Linked DNA regions of Mus musculus: region 1 is linked to region 2. A link is a loop called in an ENCODE intact Hi-C map of the cell type or tissue named here. Cell type or tissue: heart. All regions are shown on one strand. Region 1 holds the start of Pde4b (phosphodiesterase 4B, cAMP specific). Region 2 overlaps Pde4b (phosphodiesterase 4B, cAMP specific).

Evidence for each region. Peaks named below come from ENCODE experiments on the same cell type or tissue, not always from the same donor. Only the 100,000 strongest peaks of a DNase experiment are listed, where the experiment ranks them.
Region 1: it touches region 2 in a loop (2.1-fold over the local background); 2 of 42 quality-filtered maps call a loop at or near these places.

The regions. Positions count from the first base shown.
Region 1 is chr4:102,252,842-102,257,841 of GRCm38, forward strand. It overlaps Pde4b (phosphodiesterase 4B, cAMP specific), which reads left to right and starts at 2,098. Exons shown (of 15, transcript NM_019840.2): 1 at 2,098-2,615. The coding sequence starts at 2,380. In heart, a CTCF peak has its summit at 2,113; a DNase peak (open chromatin) is centred at 2,200; H3K4me3 peaks cover 3,675 bases; H3K27ac peaks cover 2,914 bases.
Region 2 is chr4:102,442,352-102,447,351 of GRCm38, forward strand. All of the region lies in intron 1 of Pde4b (phosphodiesterase 4B, cAMP specific), which reads left to right. Among named protein-coding and RNA genes, the nearest start is that of Gm52668, 71 kb to the right of the region's middle. In heart, a CTCF peak has its summit at 2,363; a DNase peak (open chromatin) is centred at 4,370; H3K27ac peaks cover 416 bases.

The DNA.
Region 1 (5,000 bases), 190 kb before region 2:
TATATATATAGCTTTGAGACCATTGGCAGACTGAAGACAGGTATGTGGGATGCCATCAAGAGGTGATATAAGCAGCATTCTCCTATCAGAACCTCAATTTACACTTAGCGATATTAGGGCTACACAATTTGCCATTACTTTTTTTTTTTCTGAGAAGACATTCCTAAAATTCTTATTTATCTCGTCAGCTTTGAAAATTAACTATGAGAAATGGCTTTAATGAATCCCACTTGCTATTTTATTTTTGCTAATAGGTCACTGTGAATCATGATAGAATCATATAATCTCAGGTCCCAGTTTTAAAAAAATAGTATTTTGGGTAAAAGACTTGCTGCAGAATTTAGCAAATAGTGGGTAGCGTTAACCACATTTTCTCCATATTATCAACATTCTATCTTTTCAAGATACTCAAAATACTTTCAGACCCCAAGAAGCTGCACTAAGGCCTGCCTAGACAAAAGCACTTTATAATGAAATAAACAGTGCTACCAGGAGTCAGGAAACTGGAGTGGGAGATGTAGTGATGACATCAGTCACCAGGATGGATTTGGATGAGTCCCTTCAGTCCCCTGGCTCTGTTTCCTGGTTTGAGAAATCATTCATAAACCAGGAACATTCAGCCCCATCTAAGATTTCACGACTGCACATCTGTTCACCATGTACTTTAGTTAGTTGTTTAGATCTGCACATCTGTTCACCGTGCTCTTTAGTTAGTTGTTTAGATCATGATGGGTTTTCAGAAGTGGTACTTAAAAGTCAGTAGTTTAAGTTCCAGTTCCTTCCCTAAGGTTTGCAGTGGGATGCCTTTCTCCTACCCAGAGGCGATGTTCTGCCGTTATTTAGCCCTCTAATCTTCAGCACATTTTTAGTGTGTGACAGACATATAGAGAGATTTATACAGCTGGACGACCCTACACATTAGTGTGAAAATGAATGTCTGATTTTCACTGAAGTCCTACTGTGCATCTTTACCTTTTCTGTCATTCTTGCTGATTAATCCTATCGTACTTTGCCACATTTATTTGAGATCAACCTGGATCCAATGACCATCACTGTGAATAAATATTTTACAACATGCAATGGACCTCATTATACTTCAGTATGCCTTTAAATATATAGAAGCTGTGCTCTCATGCCCAAGAAGAGAAAAAGAAAAAAGGAAAAAAAAAGGCAAAAAGAAAAGAAAAGCCAAGCCTAGCCAGGTTGAAGACATTCCTTGACTCCATGGCTTCTCACAAGCAATGTAGAAACCCACTCTCTGGTGCACACAGGCACAAAGATACACACCTTGTGCACCTCTCAGCACACACACAAACACATGCACAGTACCTAACTTGGGGTGCATGTTTTTTCTGGCTCTTACTTCCATTTCAGATTAGGGGTGCTTTGGCCATCAGAAGAGGCATTCAGTATCAAGTGGCTTATGTGGGCAGATTGCAAACAATGAGCCTAAAGAGAACAATGAGAGTAATGTTTATTGGAATAAAAATTAGGTTTTGAATTCCTTGGGGAAATGAACCAAAGCCAATGTTTTCCTGTTAAGTGACATTTTGTTTTTTTAACTGATGCTGCTTGGGATCTTCTAAAGAAGGAAGTGGGGTGGGGGTAGGGGGGGGGGAACTTCAGCAATTCAGCTCTTTGATTCAGAAATGGAATCTGAAAAGCTGTTTTATTGAGGCTTTTGGCAATCCCTGACTTAATCAGTTTTGACTGTGACAAAGACGATAGCCTCACGAATTTAGTGCAAATCCGAGCAGTGGAGGGTATTTTTCAGGGGGGAGATAGCCCAGTTGTTTAAAGAATCCTGGGCCAATAGCGTTTGATAGGCGGAGTTACGGCGGTGCTTTGCTGAGCAAGATAATTCTGAATGAAGACTTTAAAAGCACATGCTGGATGGGCTCTGGTTCCGCCCTTTGTGCAGACAAAAGTGACTGGGTGGCCAGGCTTTGCTTACTGTCCGAGTTAATGCAGCTTGTTTGATAAGGTTTTCTTTAAAAAAAAAAATACATATAAAGGATTTATCAAAAGCCCTCATGAATATTTCATGAGTTGATATATTCAGCTGAATGGATTCAGTGAGTCTCAGTGTGTAACTTGCAGACAAACCCCATCCACAAGGAGGCTGGTGACAGAGGAAGCACTTTGGCGCATTTTCAGAGGCAAAGGCAGCCTGATAAAGCTCCTTGTGACAGGCTGTCTTGCCAGTCTCCCAGTATGCTCCTCTTGCTCTGAAGTGCTCCAGGATTGAAACCACAGCTTCCCAAATTAGCCTGGGAAGAGTGTGCGGACCCAGCAGCCTTTTAACCCGCGTCAGTGCCTTTGCTATGTTCAAGACTGCTGTTTTGGATGGTGAATGCTAGCTAGCACTCCATACGAGACATGACAGCAAAAAATTCTCCAAAAGAATTTACTGCTTCGGAATCTGAGGTTTGCATAAAGACTTTCAAGGAGCAGATGCGCTTGGAACTTGAGCTTCCAAAGCTACCAGGAAACAGACCTACATCTCCCAAAATTTCTCCACGCAGTTCACCAAGGAATTCACCATGCTTTTTCAGAAAGTTGCTGGTGAATAAAAGCATCCGACAGCGGCGTCGCTTCACGGTGGCTCATACATGGTAAGAGTGGACTTAAAGGCATCCCAGTGCTAGGCAGATTCTTGGCTTCTCAGTAGTGATTTAGAAAGGTTGAGAATGGAATGTCTGAGTTTTGCTCGGAATGCATAGCGCAAGTCTGAGTTGAAGGGGTACAGTAGGTCAGCTAAGAATACAGAAGTGTACAGTGTGCTTAAGTATCTTTGTGCTACCTGCTGTTTCCAGATAAAATAAGCCTCTGACCGTGGAGACTCTTCGAAGTGACTGCTTATAAAAATGTCTTTTGGAAAATAGGGAATTGAGGGACCTTTTAAAAGTAAGATTTTTGTTTCATTTCTGTTCTATGATTTTAGCAGTGGGGCTTTGTTTTTGTTTTGTTTTTGTGGTACAAGAATAGGTATTTTCATCTCAATTCTAATCTATTCCTTAAGATAACTTATAAAAGCCTCAATAAATGTGTTGTCTCATCATGACTATGGGGCATAACCAGAGTGAGCTTTCTCCTTACAAACTTTTATCTTTACATTACTTAAAGGGTAGGGAAACTAAGTTCTAACTTACAAAGTGTCACTGACAATCAGTTGTATTATGATTCCAAAAATTTTGTATCTTTTAGGTATGCCAAGTATAAGAGGTTAGTGTCTCTGTAGAAGCTGAGTTGAACTCCCTACCTCCAGCATATATTTTATTTACACTGGATGTAAAAACAGGAGGCTGGCCTCCTTAAAGCAGTGCAGTGAAGAAGCACAAGGAGAGAACCCCAACATTAAGTTACTTTGACCTGAAAAGCCTGGGCCACCTCAGGTTTCTTTGAAGGGATGTGTCTTTCAAATTAAGATAACCTTCCAAATTGGTATTTGCAGCTCAGTCTTATTTAATAGGCAACATGGCAAGAAAAGCAGGATGTGGTTTTTTAAGGTAATCCCCACAGCAATTTTGTGCCTACATGCTAGAGTGCCAGCTAGCATAATCAACCAAGGCCACTGGATATTCGAAAATTAATATGCACTGTGTTGTTTCCTCCTCACCAGGAAAAAAAAAATGTGCTCGCTCTGTGCACAATGTGTTGATTAATCATAGCTACCCATAGAAAGATGTAGCTCACTTTGACAAATAGCCAATGTTCTGCCAACATATACTTCACATAGTTAGAGATGATCTATTTTCTCTTGCTTCTGACTGTGGTGTGGTATTATTTCTTGGAGAACTGTTTGGTCATTTTGATGAAGCGTATGCTGTTATTTCATTGTGCTCGGTTGCCTGTAGAACACACGTGGTTAGGTTTTTCAAAGCCTACCAATGGTGATAGCATTTGTAGAAAGAGGGTGTTCATGTAAAACTATGTGCTGATTGGAAGCAGTCCTTTCTCTCATTCTTTGCCTCTCCTCCAACACATGTGACTTTATAGTTAATCTGCTGAGTGGTGTAACTGAATACAGGAAGATAAGCACGAGCATAGTTCTCATTAAAGGAACATATGTAGGGAAATATTTATTTAATGAATAAATGTATATGTCTTGCTAACTGAAGGACTAGCAAATCATTATATTGATATGAAGGACTTTTAATTTTAGGTGTATAATTTTCAAAGTCTGGATAATCTTCTTAAAGTTCTGATATTTTCACTAATGTGGAATTTTTGGTACTTTATAATCATGTGACCTTTCTTCTTCTTAGAATAGATTCTTGATGTGATAGAAGCACCGAGCTATAAATACTAGTGATTTTTTTTCTTTTCAAAAGAATGAAGTTTTAGAATGATTAAAGAGTCAGTTTTACTCATGCATTACACAAATTTTCTTGCAAGTTGCAAAAAGAACAATGTAATGATATGTGAGGTTACTTATGCTAATAAAATGATCTTTTAGATGAGTTAAAACAAAAGTTCCCACAATTGCCAAAAAAAGAAACAAGACATTGGCATAATGTAATTCAATACAGGCATAAAGAAGTCATTAATCATCAGACTTCTAAAACATCTGTAGGTACGATTGTGTTCACACTTTCCTCCCAGTTCACATTCCTTCCCTTTATGTGTCTTTAGTAAAGTTGATTCTCAACTTGTTTGCAGCTCCTGATTAAATCTCCAGTGATGTTTCTTTTTGTTATTGGATCTGTTGTAAGATGCTTAACATTTTCCAAGTTTATTGTCATGAAATAGGCAAGGAAAATAGATATGCCTCTTATGTATTTGAATGATTTTTTCCCCAAATCTCAAGAGCCCAGTGCTGTTTCATTCTCTTTTTGTGTGATGAAGCTTAGCATGCCCGCCTTAGTTTTGCCGTTTTGTCACGATGAAATGTAACTAGCCTTTTCTGATTAGTGATTGGCATTTTCTAGACCACGCACTTAAGTTAGAAATTCTAAGATATAGACTCAGAAGTGCCTAAAATCATGCTATTACTTTAT
Region 2 (5,000 bases):
ATTTTTATTTATAACTATCATAATTTTCAAAACAAATAGAGTGAATTTATAATTTTCATCAAATCAAAGAAGATAATTCAATTTCAAGTTTTATAATTTTAGTTGAAATGGTCATGTTTTATTTTATTTTTTAGTATATATTTTCTTTATTTACATCTCAAATGTTATTCCCTTTCCTAGTTTCTCCTCCAAAACCCCCTATCACCTTCCCCCTCCCCATGCTCCCCAACCTACCCACTCCCACTTCCTGGCCCTGGCATTCCCCCATACTGGGGCGTATAAAAGAAGTGTTTCTTGAATGTTTAAAATATTTTCTTCCTGGTTCCCCATTAAGGGAATGTTGTGAAGATCAAATACAATTTAAAGAAACTGCAATTTTTACAGTAAATCTATTACAAATGATATGAAACTTGATTCATGTTACTCTGGGTAGGTATAGCCCACACTTACGTTAACATATCCAAGAATTTGTGAAAATTCAAATAGAAAAGTTGTTTATCTTGGGCCATGTATTAAACCAAATAGGTTAAGATACCAAAAAATTTTTTTAAATTGTTGACAAAAATTGCTTTTACCAATTGATATTTTGTTAGTAGCATCCATCCATAATTTAATGTTACCAGTAAGGGTAACAATGGGTATCAGGTACAAAGCCCCCTGTTATTCAGAACATTACTCACCTTCATGGCAGAGTGATATTTGTTAACTAGTGTCCAGTTTGTTATGGTTACAAAACAGTTTCCTAGCCACCATCCCATGGTATCGCGCCAATAGTGCTGTAAAAGAGCAGACTTGCTGCTATTAATTGTCCTATTTTGTAAGTGAGAAAGGAACTCAAATGTCATCCAAGTGGAAAATAATCCTTTCTTGTCAGATTTCAAATTCCATTTCCTGAAGTCTACACAGTGATGCCTCCCCGGTATCTTTCTGTCTTCAGCTACACTGACTGTTCATTTTGTCTCTGAAGAACTCATTTATGCAATGGTCCTTCCATTCTGCCAGGGACTTTCTATATATGCAGAGTTCCTAAAAAGACAGAGAAGGCTGTAAGGTGGAGAGAACTGAACCAACAAATATTGCAGGCATCAAGGGTTTATAAACTCTGAACTTCACAGTCCTGGGAGGTGAACAGTGACCACGTGACTCTCAAGCCATTATCTCTCTGATAAGACATAATCTCTTTCCCCAGACAGGTGTTTCCCTCTTCCCCCGAAATGCCCACGTGCCAGGACAGTTTCTCTCAGGAATACCTTTCTGTTTCTCTATCCAACCCAATTTCCTTCAGAGGAACTCTGGAAATTCTCTACAAGAAAGATACGTAATTACCAGCTAGGCACAAATGGCCAACCAGATGGCTTCTGTCTACATGTTCTTGAAAACCCAGCAAAAGGCATTCTGGCTCTACGTATTGAGCCTTGTCTCAGACTGAGTCAGAGACAAAAGAATGGAGGTGTGTCTCCAGTCTCAGGGGCCTAATCAGTAGAAGAGAATAAAGAGATGGTAAGGGCCTGAGGAGGTGGAGGACTCGGAGGAAATTGTGTCTGATACATGGATGTGGCACATATTGTCCATATTGAACCTGTACAGGTCTTGTGTGCATTGTCACAACCTTCATGAAAGAAAATTCCAAGACTAAGAAAACTTTGTGTCAAAAGATTAGCAATGTTTGTACTCAACAGAAATTCAGTAAATTCTGTATTTTTTCTATTCCTGTAAATAGTAGTATCACTGGTTAGGTATCCATTATAGAACAAAAATATTTACATGTTCTTAACTATTTGTGAATTAAAGGATGAAATGTGTTTTATTTTGTTTTATTGTAACGTGTGCCTAATGGTATTTTTTCATCCTTGTCTATGAGTATATATTTATACTTTTCATGCCACCACTTGGTACTCCTAATATGTACATTCATAACGGGATCGTTGTAATGTTTACTGGTTGAAACACATGAAAATTAAATGTCTTAATGTGGTTTAAAGCAATTATTCTCATGCATTTAGGAGCTGATCCCTCATTATTTACACAGATGGCATTTTTTGCCGTTGTAAGTAGCCACTGGTCACTGAGAATACAAATTAATTTTCCACCAAACCAGACAAGCTCTTTCAGGCAAATGAAAAACATTTCAAACCAGAAATTTCTTGTTTAATCATAGTTTACACTAACTGTATCTTGTAACTGGAAATCATCTCGGAAGTGGGATCAAGTTTAGTGAAGTTTCTGAAAGGGTTTTAAGTTACTAGAAAATAAAGTCTGCTTAATTTCTCCTATGTTCAAAGGGGAGACAAGAATAGCCACTGTTTTAGGATATGAGGCAGTCCTAGTTAAAACGGTGAGTCACCGCCAGCAGAGGTCCTAATGACAGAGGAATCTGCTTAGTGCCATTCTCTAAGCTTCACACATGAAGCCATGCAGAAATTATATAATTATTCCTCCTGGATGGATCTTCTTATTGGCTTGTAATTACTAAATATGCCTTGAGTATCTTCATATCCTGAAATTAAGTCTTCAGAACTGCATAAGGAACTGTAAGGTATGATCTCTGGTTGTTTATGATCTCAGAGTTGATTTTACCAATTAGTATGTAGCTTCCGGGGTCCTAAAATGTGACCTTTCTAGCTTCTGTATGACTCAATTACTTAGACAAAGTTTAAAGCAATCCCAAGAGAAACCTCTGATTTGCACCATAACGCTGTGTATTTTCTACTGCATGCAATGGCTTCCTGTGGACCTAAGCAGCTGTCTTGTTGATAGTCTACGCTTTCTATGTGTGCTTTTAAAAATATTCCTTGCCATTTTGGAACATTACTCATAAATAGAAACAAATTGTCATAAATTTGTCTTGTAGAAAACGGGAGGGGCACATAACAGCTCCCTTACATGAAACTATTATCTACACTGACTGATTTTGCCATCCTCTTCTACCAATGCACCAACTAGCAACTTAGTTGACTGTGAATGTGTCAAAAATGGAGACTACATAATGGATCCCTAGGAGATTTATTGATCTTCTAGCTAGAAATATCACTTAGCCTAGCTACCTGTTTGAGAGGTGGAGTTCAAGGCGTTAGTGTGGGCTTACGCCCTTTAAGAGCCTCCTAGGATGGTTATACAGGTAATGGCAAGAGAATTTACAGTAGCCCCCTTCAGAAGGTTCTCATTCCTTGGTAGCTAGCAATATGGAAGAACCTGGGTTCTACTTTAGCAGAAAAACTTATTGTTTTAAAATACTAAGCAAAAACCTCCGTTATTTCCTATGATATACAGTTTATTCTTCCAAAGATACATAAATATTGCAATGTGGGTTTTATTTTCTATTTTGAGGACCAGTGAAACAATATTGAAAAGATATTAATTTACTAATTATAACTTAAGGCTGATGATAAATGTTGGATTTATATCATCTTATTTAATTTATACAGAAACTCTTTGAGGTAGGCTTCTATTTTCAGATGAAAAATGTAAATTTGGGAAATAGATTTGCATGTTCCAGTTTTTCAGATATTAAGTGGCAGACCAGGATTGTGACTCCAATGAATGTGCTCTAATTCTCTAGAGTTTCAGGATCTTTCACCAGTACCTGATAATTTTCAATAATGGATGCTGGGAGACAACCATTAGTCTCACGATGGACCATATGGGTCAGCTGCATTCCTTTCATTTGAATTTTATGGGTAATGACCTTTGGAGTTGATGATTGCTTCTTATACAGCAATCTACACACAAGGAACTGCTAGCTCTTGCTTTTCCAAGAAAGAATGATGTATGGAATGCTCCTTGGGTTCCTTGTGGCACCATGAATCTGATTCTATGTCTTATTGAAATTATTATCTATTGACCTTCTGCTCCAATCATGGAAGTTTCATATACTATTTTCCTTAACTTAGTTACACTACGAAGATTCAATTTTCAATTACCTGCACAATGTGCTCAAGGACACAGCCTTATCTTACGGACAAAGTTTAAAGCATGGGTTCCTGCTCATATCTGAAACTCATGCTGTCTGTGAACACTTTTCTTTCGTGTATTCGCTTGTACATTTGTAGCTGCTGCCATCCACACTGCAGTATATTCTGCCTGAGGAACTGCACTGCTCTTTGTGCCCATGGTCTTTGCCTTTCTCCTGTGAATCATATCATATCCATCAGTGTTTCAGTCAGCCTCTCTAGTTTCAAACAACAGAAACCAATCCTGAGTTCCTTTGAAAAATGACCGTTTGTTGGCATGATACAGGATAGTCCATACAATTATTAGGGTTCCATAAAAGGAGTTTTGGCAGACAAGTGGAAGCAAAGAACAGGAGGCACCTGCCAGGACTATGGCCAGGGTCCTATCACACTCACAAGCTGCTACTGGCACTGCTGTCACAGCTGTTGCCATGGCTCCTTCTAGTCCTGCTCCTGGCGATAAGACCAAAATTGCTTATGCACGTCTCACTTTCCAGCACTTAGTGCATTACCCTTTTGCCCTCAGACAGCTGCACCCAAGAAACTGCAGTAAGACCTCCGGGGTTGACCTCATGGGGAGTGCCATGTCAGCAGGAATGCACACAGGAAGAGTGCTCCTATAGCCTTTGTTTTAAAATTGTGTTTGAGATTTCATGATCACTGAGCAGCAGCATATTACAGACTTTAAAATAAGAGACATGCTAGACAACCCCCACACACAGGCCTGTCAGAATCACATGTCCCATAAACATATTACATGGTCTTCTAAGACTCAGACAGTAGCCATATCTTCTCAGTTGTGCAAAAGCCATGCCTTTTATAGGCCATCAAACAGCATATTCTCCAAAAACTCCGATGACAATATGTGTTTAAACACTCACTACATTCCCTATATCCCCACTCTTCTTTCTAATCCACTGAGACACTAGGAAGACTTCATGGGCTTCCAGTTGTTAACATCTACCTCAAATACTCTTCTTGCCTATAGGTGAATTTTCTATACTTCTACTAAAGATAAACTAAATAACAATGCTGTATAGTGCAGTCAAT